Linked DNA regions of Mus musculus: region 2 is linked to region 1. The links are chromatin contacts, found by Hi-C or POLR2A ChIA-PET in ENCODE. All regions are on one chromosome and are shown on one strand. The core of a region is the stretch at or near the end of the contact, and the rest is flanking DNA. Distances in the headings are between cores, read along the strand shown.

What was found. Hi-C counts contacts between places; a loop is a spot of excess contacts on that map. ChIA-PET counts read pairs that join two places held with the same protein, here RNA polymerase II (POLR2A).
Region 2: a loop to region 1 is called in a map of T-helper 17 cell, with 2.8 times the contacts of the local background. The contact joins two enhancer-like sites. A Hi-C loop is called at or near these places in 3 of 37 maps with a recorded cell type or tissue (T-helper 17 cell and heart). POLR2A ChIA-PET finds 5 or more read pairs at or near these places in 4 of 5 experiments (Patski and embryonic stem cell).

The regions. Positions count from the first base shown.
Region 1 is chr16:10,298,611-10,303,839 of GRCm38, forward strand. The region is part of intron 1 of Emp2 (epithelial membrane protein 2); the gene reads right to left. Among named protein-coding and RNA genes, the nearest start is that of Emp2, 13 kb to the right of the region's middle. Within about 2 kb of position 1,966, at least 1 of the 3 ENCODE cell types and tissues checked has a DNase peak (open chromatin) inside an H3K27ac peak, as active enhancers do; it is heart, where a contact is called at or near this core.
Region 2 is chr16:10,364,352-10,369,580 of GRCm38, forward strand. The region is part of intron 5 of Tekt5 (tektin 5); the gene reads right to left. Among named protein-coding and RNA genes, the nearest start is that of Gm41419, 4.4 kb to the right of the region's middle. Within about 2 kb of position 2,365, at least 1 of the 3 ENCODE cell types and tissues checked has a DNase peak (open chromatin) inside an H3K27ac peak, as active enhancers do; it is heart, where a contact is called at or near this core.

The sequences.
Region 1 (5,229 bases), core at 716-3,215:
GCCCAAGTATACCAGACTCTCCCAAAGGAGCCATTGTTCATGAAATGAACACTGATTGGGCACCTGCTGTATACCAGGTACTCGGTGACATGTGAATACCTGAATACTGTGAGTTCTGTGCATCTAGGAGGTTCTAGCCCCAGGAAGTCCAAGAGTACATAAACAAACAGATGTGGCTTGCCAGTGCACATAGTGGTATGGTAGGCCCTGGGTGAAATAAATAACACCCAAGCTTGGTCTCCAAGGTTCGCACCAGAGATGCTGAGATGAACCTATGCAAGGGGAGCATGTGCCCAACAGGAGCTGAACCTCCGGCTGGCAGAAGCTTAACAGACCTGAAGAGCTGTGGGGCAGCCATGGGGAAAAAGCCCCAGGCCCAGATTGACTCACTGGTTAACTCAGCCAAACATTTAAAGGGGAATAACCCCAATTCCAGGAAGCCTAACAGAGGGCAATGACTGTCCCTACCACTGGCCATTGTGAAAGGCCGACATGACTGGACAACCCTATAAGAATGGCCAGCCCTGAAAACATATAACAGTAAAATCACATGGGCTGATTAGGAGTAAATATATATATATATATATATATATATATATGCATGCATGCAATAACAATTAGTGAAAAAAGAAGCCATGGATTTGAAGGAGAGCAAGGAGAGGCATACGGAAGGGTTTAGAGGGAGAAAAGGAAACAGAAAAATATTATAATTTGATTATAATTGAGAGAGAGAGAGAGAGAGAGAGACCAGAGTCCCAGAGTCCCTCATGTACATGAAGGAAAAGGTTAATAGTTTCAGCAAATTAGAGCATGAGCATGTGTGTGTGTGTCTGTGTGTGTGTCTGTGTGTGTCTGTGTGTATCTGTGTCTATGTGTCTGTGTGTGTGTGTGTGTGTGTGTGTGTGTGTGTGTGTGTGTGTGTATCTGTGTCTGTGTGTGTGTAGGTGGAAGGACAATTTTGGGAACGAGTGTGTGTAAAGTCTGAGACTCAGACTCAGGTTGTCAGGTTTGGTGGCAAGCACGTTTACTCACTAGGTCCCACACTGTGGGATCCGGGAGGTGGGCCTGGCTGGAAGGAGGTAAGGAGGGGTGAGTCTTTGAAGATGAGAGCCTGACCTTCCTGAGTTCCTTCATACTGCCTGCCTCCCAGTCCACTAAGACCAAGGAACCCGGGCCACACACTCCTATTGCCACGCCCTCCCCATCGCCATAGGTTGAAATCCCTCTGACATCATAAGTCAAACAGACCTTTCTCCCCTTCAGCTGTTTCGGTCAGGAATGTAAAAGTAACAGCCAGCCGTGCAGGATCCGTCCCACCACGGAACCCCAGCTGATCTGGCTACTTGTTTATCTACAAAAAGTGGCAGAAAGAAAGCTGCCCAGCTTCTGACCCACAGCTTTAAGAGGTGCATATGTCCCCACTCCTTGTCCTCTGTCCTGAGGGCCTGGACAAGGTCAGACTGGCTAGCTGAAGTATAATAGGCCACATGGTTCAAAGACAGGCTATTCTAGAAAAGACATCCCTACCCTAGCTGTACACAGAGGCTCAAACCCTAACTTTTCTCTCCTTCCCAGAGCCCAACTGAACACAGCCCAGAGTGCCCACCTGGGAAATCATAAACCAAAAAAGCCGAGTTTTCTGTTGAAGTTGTTACCCTCTGGGAAGATTTTTATACAGCAAGAGCTGATGGATACTCAGAGACAACACTGCTTTATTCCAGTCAGAGTTCCTCAAGGACAGAAACCACTTCACATCTCCCCCAGTGGCAAGGCTGCTCGCAAATACTTGTTAAGTTTACTTAATGCTTAATACTTGTGGAGGTTCTAGCAGGGAGCACAGTTACTCTAAACCCTTGAGTGTGGAGGTCAGCCCTCCTCTATCATAGAAAACTACCCTCAACAATCCAGGATGACAAGTATCACAGCCAGATGACCTCACACACAATACTTGTTGAATAATTACTGTTATTCTACCAGTGACTGCTTCCTGCCCCAGACAATGACAGTGCTCACCCCTGGCACCCAAGGGGCTTCCTGTAATTAACACTGTTCAATAAACCCAGCAGGCATCCCACAGAGGGTGCTTACAGGTATTTGTGTGTGTGTGGTGGGGGCTGGCTTGGAAGGGGTTCCTAGGGGTGGGTGAGCCCCAGATTCAGGGTGCTCCCAGTACATGCACCCATTAGCAATGTTCTTTTCATTCTAGAGCACTTACTATTAGTGACTTGGAAGTAATCCCATATGAATTCCTTTTAATGGCCACTTCCTCTTTCATAAGGGACAAGAGCTGTCACTTCTATAGATGGGTTTTGCAGGCAGCTCATTTAGGAAACCAGCTATCCATCTGATTAACTAGTAAGTCAATAGAGGAAGGAGCCATGAATCAGTCCAGTGGCAGGAAGTAACTCCTGCAAAAGGAGGTTCAGACACAGGCTGGGCTGGGGATGTGGCTAAGGTGGTACAGCACTTGCCTAGCATGCACAAAGATCTGTGTTTGATCCTCAACACCACATAAGACTGGACATACATAGTGGTACATGCCCAAGAACCCGATACTTGGAAAGTTGAGGCAGGGGGATCAAGAATTCGATGCCATTCTTGGCTATACAGCAAGATTGACACCAGCAGAGGTTTACCAAAGACTTGTATAGTAAATAATTAATAATAATAATAATAATAATAATAATAATAATAATAATAGACAGCCACAGACTGGAGCCGGGTAGACTGAATGGGTCTATTGTATAACTGTTGTGCCTTGGTTTCCTCATTCAAAAACAGTGCGGGTGACATGGATATACCCACCTCTGGGACTACTGGGAGATAGTTAGATAAAAGTGATCTTATCAGAGCTGGCTCCTGGCTATGCTATGGGCCTGCGGTCATCACCAGTCAGGAAGTAGACCCTTGAGAGCAGAAGTACCACAAACAAAGCCACACCCATGGTAAAGATCCACGAGGCTGACTGAGAGAGCACCTTGATTGTAGAGAGCTGGAATGTGGTGAGTCTAGATTACCTTGCTCTGTCTTTAGTCCTCCTGACAGCAATTCATGGGTGTTAGACTGGACATCTTGTGACTGTCAGGTGAATCCTCTTGGAACATTCAAGCTTGCCAGAGTGGCAGCCACCAACCACAGGATCCGAGGATGTCAGCAGACAGTGAGACCTCTTGCAGAGCTCACCTCTGGTACCTATCTGCCACCCTCACCAGTGTATCTGGAAAAAATGCCTTGATTGGTGACCTCCTGTTGTTCTGTGACTACAAAGAGCTCATGTAACCAATTCCACTGGAAAGCATCATTCAGGGCAACCAGAGCTTATGTTCCCTGGGCCACTGCTGTCATTCTCTTTGGACCTATAGCTGTGTTTTGCATAAACTCCTTGGAATCCCCTCTCCCATCTCCCGGCTTTCCCCCACTGCCAACTTTATTTGCCCAGTACCCTTGCAGGGCAGTCACCAGGAGAGTAAACCATCTGGGCCATCTTTAGGAGGACGGGGAACAGGCAGCTGTCATGGGGACAACAGGGATGTTTAGGAATCACCCTAGCGGGCCCACATGGACATCTGCCCACAGGACATCTTGTCCCTAATGTCCAAGTACTGTGCAATGAGCAGTCAGACATTTGCTCACTTCTGAAGCCTGCAGCTTTATAAGAGGAAGCATCTGCTCACTAAGGAAAGCCCTCAAAAGCGCGCTGGGAGTCACATAGAAGCAAGGCCACCTATGGGCATCCAGACAAATCCCTCACTGCTGAAGAAGGTCCAAGTGCCAGGCCAGCTAGTTCTCTGCTTAAACAAGATGCCAAGTGTGGATGGGAAGTTTTCAAATGTGTTAGCGCCAAGCCAAGATTTCCTCTTGAAGGGTCGAAGGGGAATTGAAGAAAGATTTTGCTTTACTTAATGCTACGTGCCTGGTCCCATTAAAGTGTTGGGGAGGGAGCGGTAAAATGGCTAGGCGGGTAAAGACACTTGCTCCACGCCTGACCATTCTAGTTCAATCCTCAGAACCCACACAGGAGAAGGAAAACTGACTCTTACAAGCTGTTCTCTGACCTTTACACATGTGCTTTGTCAAGCCAGTGCCTGGCCACATCCACACAGACATAAGTAAGAAGCAGCCAGTGGGAACTCCATTTCTGCTGTTCTTTGTGGTACTGAGGACTGAACTGCCTGCATGCTGGGCAAACACCCTACCACTGAACCATACCTCCAGGTTCCCTGACCTACAGTGTAAAAAATAAATTCTGAGATAGGGTCTTACTCAGCTACTGAAGCTAGTCTTGAGCAAAACTAGTGTTTCTCCCGCTTCAGCCTCCTGAATAGGAGAATTTCAGACCAGAGCTATCAGGTCCAGTGGGAGTGTGCTATGGTTTTCTGGAGTGTGTTAAGTTTGTCTGGGTATTGCTGAGAAGGTAATTGCGATAAGGTCCACATTTGAACCCATCGGCTTTGGAGCAACCAGAGAGCCTTTCCAGACGTGGATAGGTCTTGTCTGATCAGCTGAAGGCCCAAGTAGCTCAAAAGGCTGATCTCCAATAAATGAGGGAATCTGCAGGCAGCGACGGCAGTGGGCTGAAGACTGAGTTTATCCCTAAGATCTGCAGGACAAAGGAGAACTCTGCCTCCTGAAGGTTGTCCACTGACCGCCCTTAAGAATTTTTATTACATTGATTACTGTGTATGGGTGTGCGAGCGCCACACGGCACATATGTAGAGGTCAGAGGTCAACTGGATGGGGTCTGCGCTCTCCTGCCTCCTTTATGTGGAGTTCAGTAATTGAACTTGGGTTGCCAGGCTGGCTCAGCAGCTGTCTTGACCCATTGGGCAATCCCTGGTCCTCAAGGAATAATATTTTAAGGACCAGTTGCTCTATATTACGAATTGAGGTTGCATTTAGAATATGTATACACTTTATAAAGAGTTTATACTTTTATATACTATATGTAAAAAGAAGCTGAGCCTCCCAGACACAGTGTTCTTTTGAGACTCAGGAAAGAATGCTGTCTTCTGGGAGTTTTGTTTTGTTTTTTCACTGTGGTGGATAGAATTCCAGGCCCTCCCATGCCAGGCGGGTCCTTGCCCAATGCCCCCATGCATCTACAGCTTTATTCTTGCTGTCTCACTACATTATTCAGGCTGACCAGGAATTTTCTCTACAGCCCAGACTGGCCTCGAACCCCAAACAGCTGGAATTGCAAGTCTGGATCACCCAGATTGGCTTGTTTTA
Region 2 (5,229 bases), core at 1,115-3,614, 66 kb after region 1:
CTTTCCTCCTGTCCCCTCCTGTCCTTCCCCAGGCTCCAGGCTGGAGCCCTCAACTGCTTAGTCCATCATACCCCTTTGCCCCTCCTCGCTGCACATCTTGATCAGACCTGTCTGTGGGTTTTCCAGAACACTGGGGGTTTCCAGAACCTTCTGCTACGGCCCACTGATGATTCACATCCAGGGCACATCTGCCCAGGCCCAGGTGGGTGTTTCTGCTGCCAAAATGTTCCTTCCCCACAGCCTCTTATCCAGCCCATCACTGAGAGCCAGGGTTGTCTCCATCCAAAGGAGACTAAGAGCCCCACAAGATCCACTGAGATAAACTCCCGGAAGCCCGAGTGTCTCCAGAATCTCCAGTGGGAGACCCAGTCTCTGAAAGACTGTGGACCATGATCCTGACAGTGTTCTCTGGCCAGGGCCTGGGCCTTCCTGAGCTATCAGGGCCATCACCCTGAGCAGGAGAGCATCCTGGATCAGCCTTCCTGGTGAGCAAAGTGCTTCTATCAGGCTTGTGTCACAACACAGAGAAAGATGACAAAGGTTAACGTCCCAATCCCCTGTGAAATCATTGCTAATCCAAGCGAGTAGATAGCATGTATGGTTGGTTGTAATGGCACATAAAATGAAGAGCCACAGAGCAATAATCAAAACCAGTGTCTAGGAATGCAAAGCACACTGCTAGTGGTACCACGGAGCACATAAAGATGGGAGCCAGGAACTTCACATGAACAATGTGTGCCAAGCGCTAACACAAAAGATAACCTCATCCTCTTCATCAGGACCAAAGGCAGAAAACAGAAAGCTCCCAGTCCTAAGAGTTTCTTTCAGTTGGGTGTTGTGACACGTTTCTCCCATCCCAGCATTCCGGAGGTAGACGTGGGAGGATCATTTCCAGTGAGGCTAACCTGGGCCACAGGAGACCCTGACTCAAAATTAATTAGTTAAATGACTTGCCACTGTGCCTGATGATGACTTCAGTTCTAGCCCTGAGACCCTCCCGGTGGACAGAGGGAACTTGCTCTCTGAGTCCTCTGATCTCTACCCATGCACCATCCCATGCACACATACATACACACAAGATAAAATACATGTAGACGAAACTTTCCCTTTAAGAAGAATCTTCAGTTCAAAGGGGAAAATACTATCTAAACAGTAAAAGTCAAAGTTCTAGAGATTCTTGGGCTCTGCCCCACTGAGGTTCTGACTCTGTGGATGGGACACTTCTCAGAATCCTTGGTGACTTGGTCATAGAAACCCCTGTTTGACTTAGAAGTGCAGAACTACTAGGTAAACTGAGGCTCTTCAGCAGGAAGGGGCTGGGCTAATTGCCTTGCTGCAGGTGGAGATGTGGAGCTAAGCCCAGGCTGTCTGTTCCAGCAAGGAGTCCTAAGCAGGATAGAGTTTGTTTACTATCTGTGCATGTGAACCCACAGGCGCTTCCCACAAGGGAATTGGCCCCACCCCAGGCTTCCAGCTTCTGGGAGAAATGTACAGACAATTTTGAAACTGGACACCCCCCGCCCCAAGCCCCAGCCCCAGCCCCAGAGTTGTGCTTTCTCCTGTGGCTCAGACTCTCCAGGCAACCAGGCAGGAAGCAGAGAACCCAGGAGGCCTCTGGAGAGGAGAGCCTGGGCAAGTGGGCACATGCTGCAGAATGCAGAGCCTCAAGTTCCAAGCTCTTACTAAATGTATGTAACATGTGTACACATACCCACACACACTCTACCTCCTTTGAAGCCACCCCAACCTGTTCCCAGAGCTGTGCTATTCCCACGTTTATATCAAATGCGGCAGGTTGTAGGGTATGGTGGTGTACATCCGCAAGTCAGCACTTCAGAGGATCACAAGTCCAGGTCCTGACTGGACTAAACTCTGAAAGCTGTTCTCAACAAGAACAAAGAAGAAAACTCAAGCAGGCATTTATCACACACAGGGCCTTTACAGAAGTTGTCCCCTCTGCTTAAGGAACTCCTTCTCAGATGCCAGCAGGCTCCCTTCATCACCTCCTCAGGCTGGGGCCTAGGCAGCTCTGGTTGCACCTCATTAAACAACGCTTCAGAACTTTAGCCAATGTGTGAGTCCCTTTCTTTGAGGCAAGGCCTACTCAAGTTTTCAGCCATTCAGAGCAGAAGTGGATGCCCTCTGGAAAGAACAGATTTCTCTCCAGACTAATACCCTCCTGCCTTGTTATACTACACACTCAAACAAGGGCACGCGCGCGCGCGCACACACACACACACACACACACACACACACACACACACGGCTGCCTGGCATCTTGGCCCAGGCTCTGAGGGATTCCCCTGGAATTTTCATCTTTCCGTTCCCACAAAGCTAGGGAAACAGGCTCCAGGGCACAGTTTGGCTCATCCCAGAGTCTGGGTGGGACCTCTGGGGATTGGTCCCCAGGGGGTCACCCCATGGGAGGAGTTTTGGCACACTGGATCAGGCAGCTGCCAGGCTTTTCCTGCCCTGGCTGGGAGTGGTTGTGAAAGGGTGGCATGGGAGAGAGAATTCCTTTTTCACTCCTCTGCATCCCCATAAGGCAGGGTGCCTGCCACTCAAAATAGGGAGCCTCGGCAGGGTGTGTCCGAAGCCTCCCTGGTGCTGCACGTCAGAGGACAGATGACTCCATCTCCCTAAAACTGACCAGTATTGGAGTCACACACGCTCCATAGCTCAGCTACTGTTCTTATTTGCTGTGACCTTGTGAGTTTCCCAGCCTCTCTGAGCCTAATGCAATCTGTACTCCACGTCTACAGAGCCCTTCCTAATTGACAGATGTGTTTTCTTTCATTTGCTAGACTGGCAAAATTACAATAACCTACTAAGGTGTAGCTATGAGGACTGAATGAGATGGCTAACTCTTACATTGGCAGCTCTGGATGGTTCACAGAGCTGGTGAAGATGTTACGGGATATGTCTGTGAGTGGATGGATGCTCAGGAGTTCCATCAAGCCGGGCGTTGGTGGTGCATGCCTTTAATCCCAGCACTTGGGAGGCAGAGGCAGGTGGATTTCTGAGTTCAAGGCCAGCCTGTTCTACAAAGTGAGTTCCAGGACAGCCAGGGCTATACAGAGAAACCCTGTCTAGAAAAAAAAAAAAAAAAAAAAAAGAGTTCCATCAAGATTGATGGTCTCAGCAGGCATGCCCAGTTTGAGTGGCCCTCATCTCATCCATCACAGCCCAAGTCCAAGCTGCATCGAAGCACAGAGAAGAAGTGACCTCTTTCTCCTGAGCTCTGAGGCGCACGCCTGCCTTCCCCACAGCTCCTTGCTTTCAGACTCAAGTGAGGACCTCACTGGTGGCACAAGCCCGCTGCTTGCTTATAGGGGACTAAGATATGGTTGACTCTGAGCTAAATGTCAAGGGACCATGGACTGGGAACCATAAGTTCAAGCTGCACGGTGGAAAGGTGACTTTTCATAGTCACAGGATAAAACAGTCACAAGTACCAACTCACTGCTGGGAACACCAGGTTGGCAGGTCACAGCAGGGTAGGAAATCTCCTGGTTGCAGGTACTGCCTGGTGACCACCTTGGCCGCAGGGACCATAGAAGCTAGAGGGTTGCTTGGCTGGACCATTACAAAGGTTCTTCCTGCTGACTACAGGGATGTTAGGTCAGACAAGAGGGGATTAAAGATAGTCCAAGATAATTGTCTCTGGGTCTGCAACTTTACAATCACAAAGCTCTAATCAGCCATCAGTCTGTAAGAATCCTAACACTGTGTTCTGGGAACTCCAGTTCAAGTCATTTTCATCCTGGGGACAAGCTAACCTCCAGTGTTCCTGGGTATCTTCTCTTTGATTCTCCCTCTTTCCTTTTACATTTTATTTATGGGGACTGGGGCAGCGCTGGTGTGAACCATGACACAAATCAACAGGGAGATGAGAAGACAACTTCTGGGAACCAGAGATCTCAGAGTTGAACCCAATCTGTTGGGCTTACCCAGAGAGTGTTTTTACCCACTGAGCCATCTCTCCAGCCTTTCCTTTTTGAGACAACCTCTCACCTCTGTAGCCTAGGCTGGCCTAGAACTCAGGGTGATCCTCTTGCCTCAGTCTTCCAAGTACCAATGTATACTGTATGCATCATCATATCTGCTACACTTTGTAAGTCTTCAAGTCGATCTCTTCCAGATGACTCAACTTGGCGTTTGTAGTATGAGGGCTGCCAGTGTACGTGGAGTTGGGTGTGGCTGTGTTTTAATAAAACTTTATACAACCAGGTAGGGGCTAGAATTTAGCCCTAGGCCTATTCGTTTGTAACTTACTACATCACCACAAACCGAGTCATGACCCCTCAGTGCTACAAAGCTGCTACTCCTTAGGCTGCTGGGATTCAGAGAACAGCTACTCTAAAGCTGTGGTTTTTCAACTTAATGCTATGACCTTTAATATAGCCCCCCATGCTGTGGTGACCCCCATCCATAAAATTATTTTTTTTGCTACTTCATAACTATACTTTTGCTACTGTTATGAGTCCTAATGTAAATATTTTTGGAGATAGAGGTTTGCAAAGAGGTCATGACCCACAGGTTGAAAACCATTGCTTTAGCACCTTGCTACTCAAAATGTTAGCCAGAGGCCATTGACGTCTGAGAACTTGCTGGAGAGAAAGACGGTCTTGTCCCAGCCTAACCCTGCTCTCTGGCTCTGCTAACAAGGCTCTCAGGCGATTTTCCTGCATGTTCAAGGACAACAAGCAGGGCTGATGTGTGGTTTGAGACCAGTCTCTGGTTAAGTTTGCAAGGCAGAGGGACATGACTGGGAACGGGAGGACTCACAGCATCATGGTAAGGACAGAGGCAGGAAGAGTAAGAGGACATCTGCCAGGTGGAGCTGGGAAGGGAGCGGGGTGGGGTTGGGATCAGCACGACTGCAGTTTGCCTACCCAGCAAAATCCAAATGAACCTTCTAGAAAAGAGGCCTTGGAGCGGACAAACTGTACCTAAACAGGCACCACCTAATCCTGAACTTCTCCGAGCCTCAGTTTCCCCATCTGTACCTTGGCCACAGAGACAAAGCTAAGGAGTCTCTGTTTTCTCCCTGTTCCCCCACCCCCACCCCACTTAGGTCTCCTGTCAGCAATAGGCTGGGATTCAACTGCAGACAGAGTACTTGCAGAGCGCGCACAAAGTCCCAGCTTCTATCCTGGCACTGGGACACTGACTGGCACTGTACAGTGTGGAAGGCAGTAGTCCCCAACAGCCCCAAACAAAAGGACT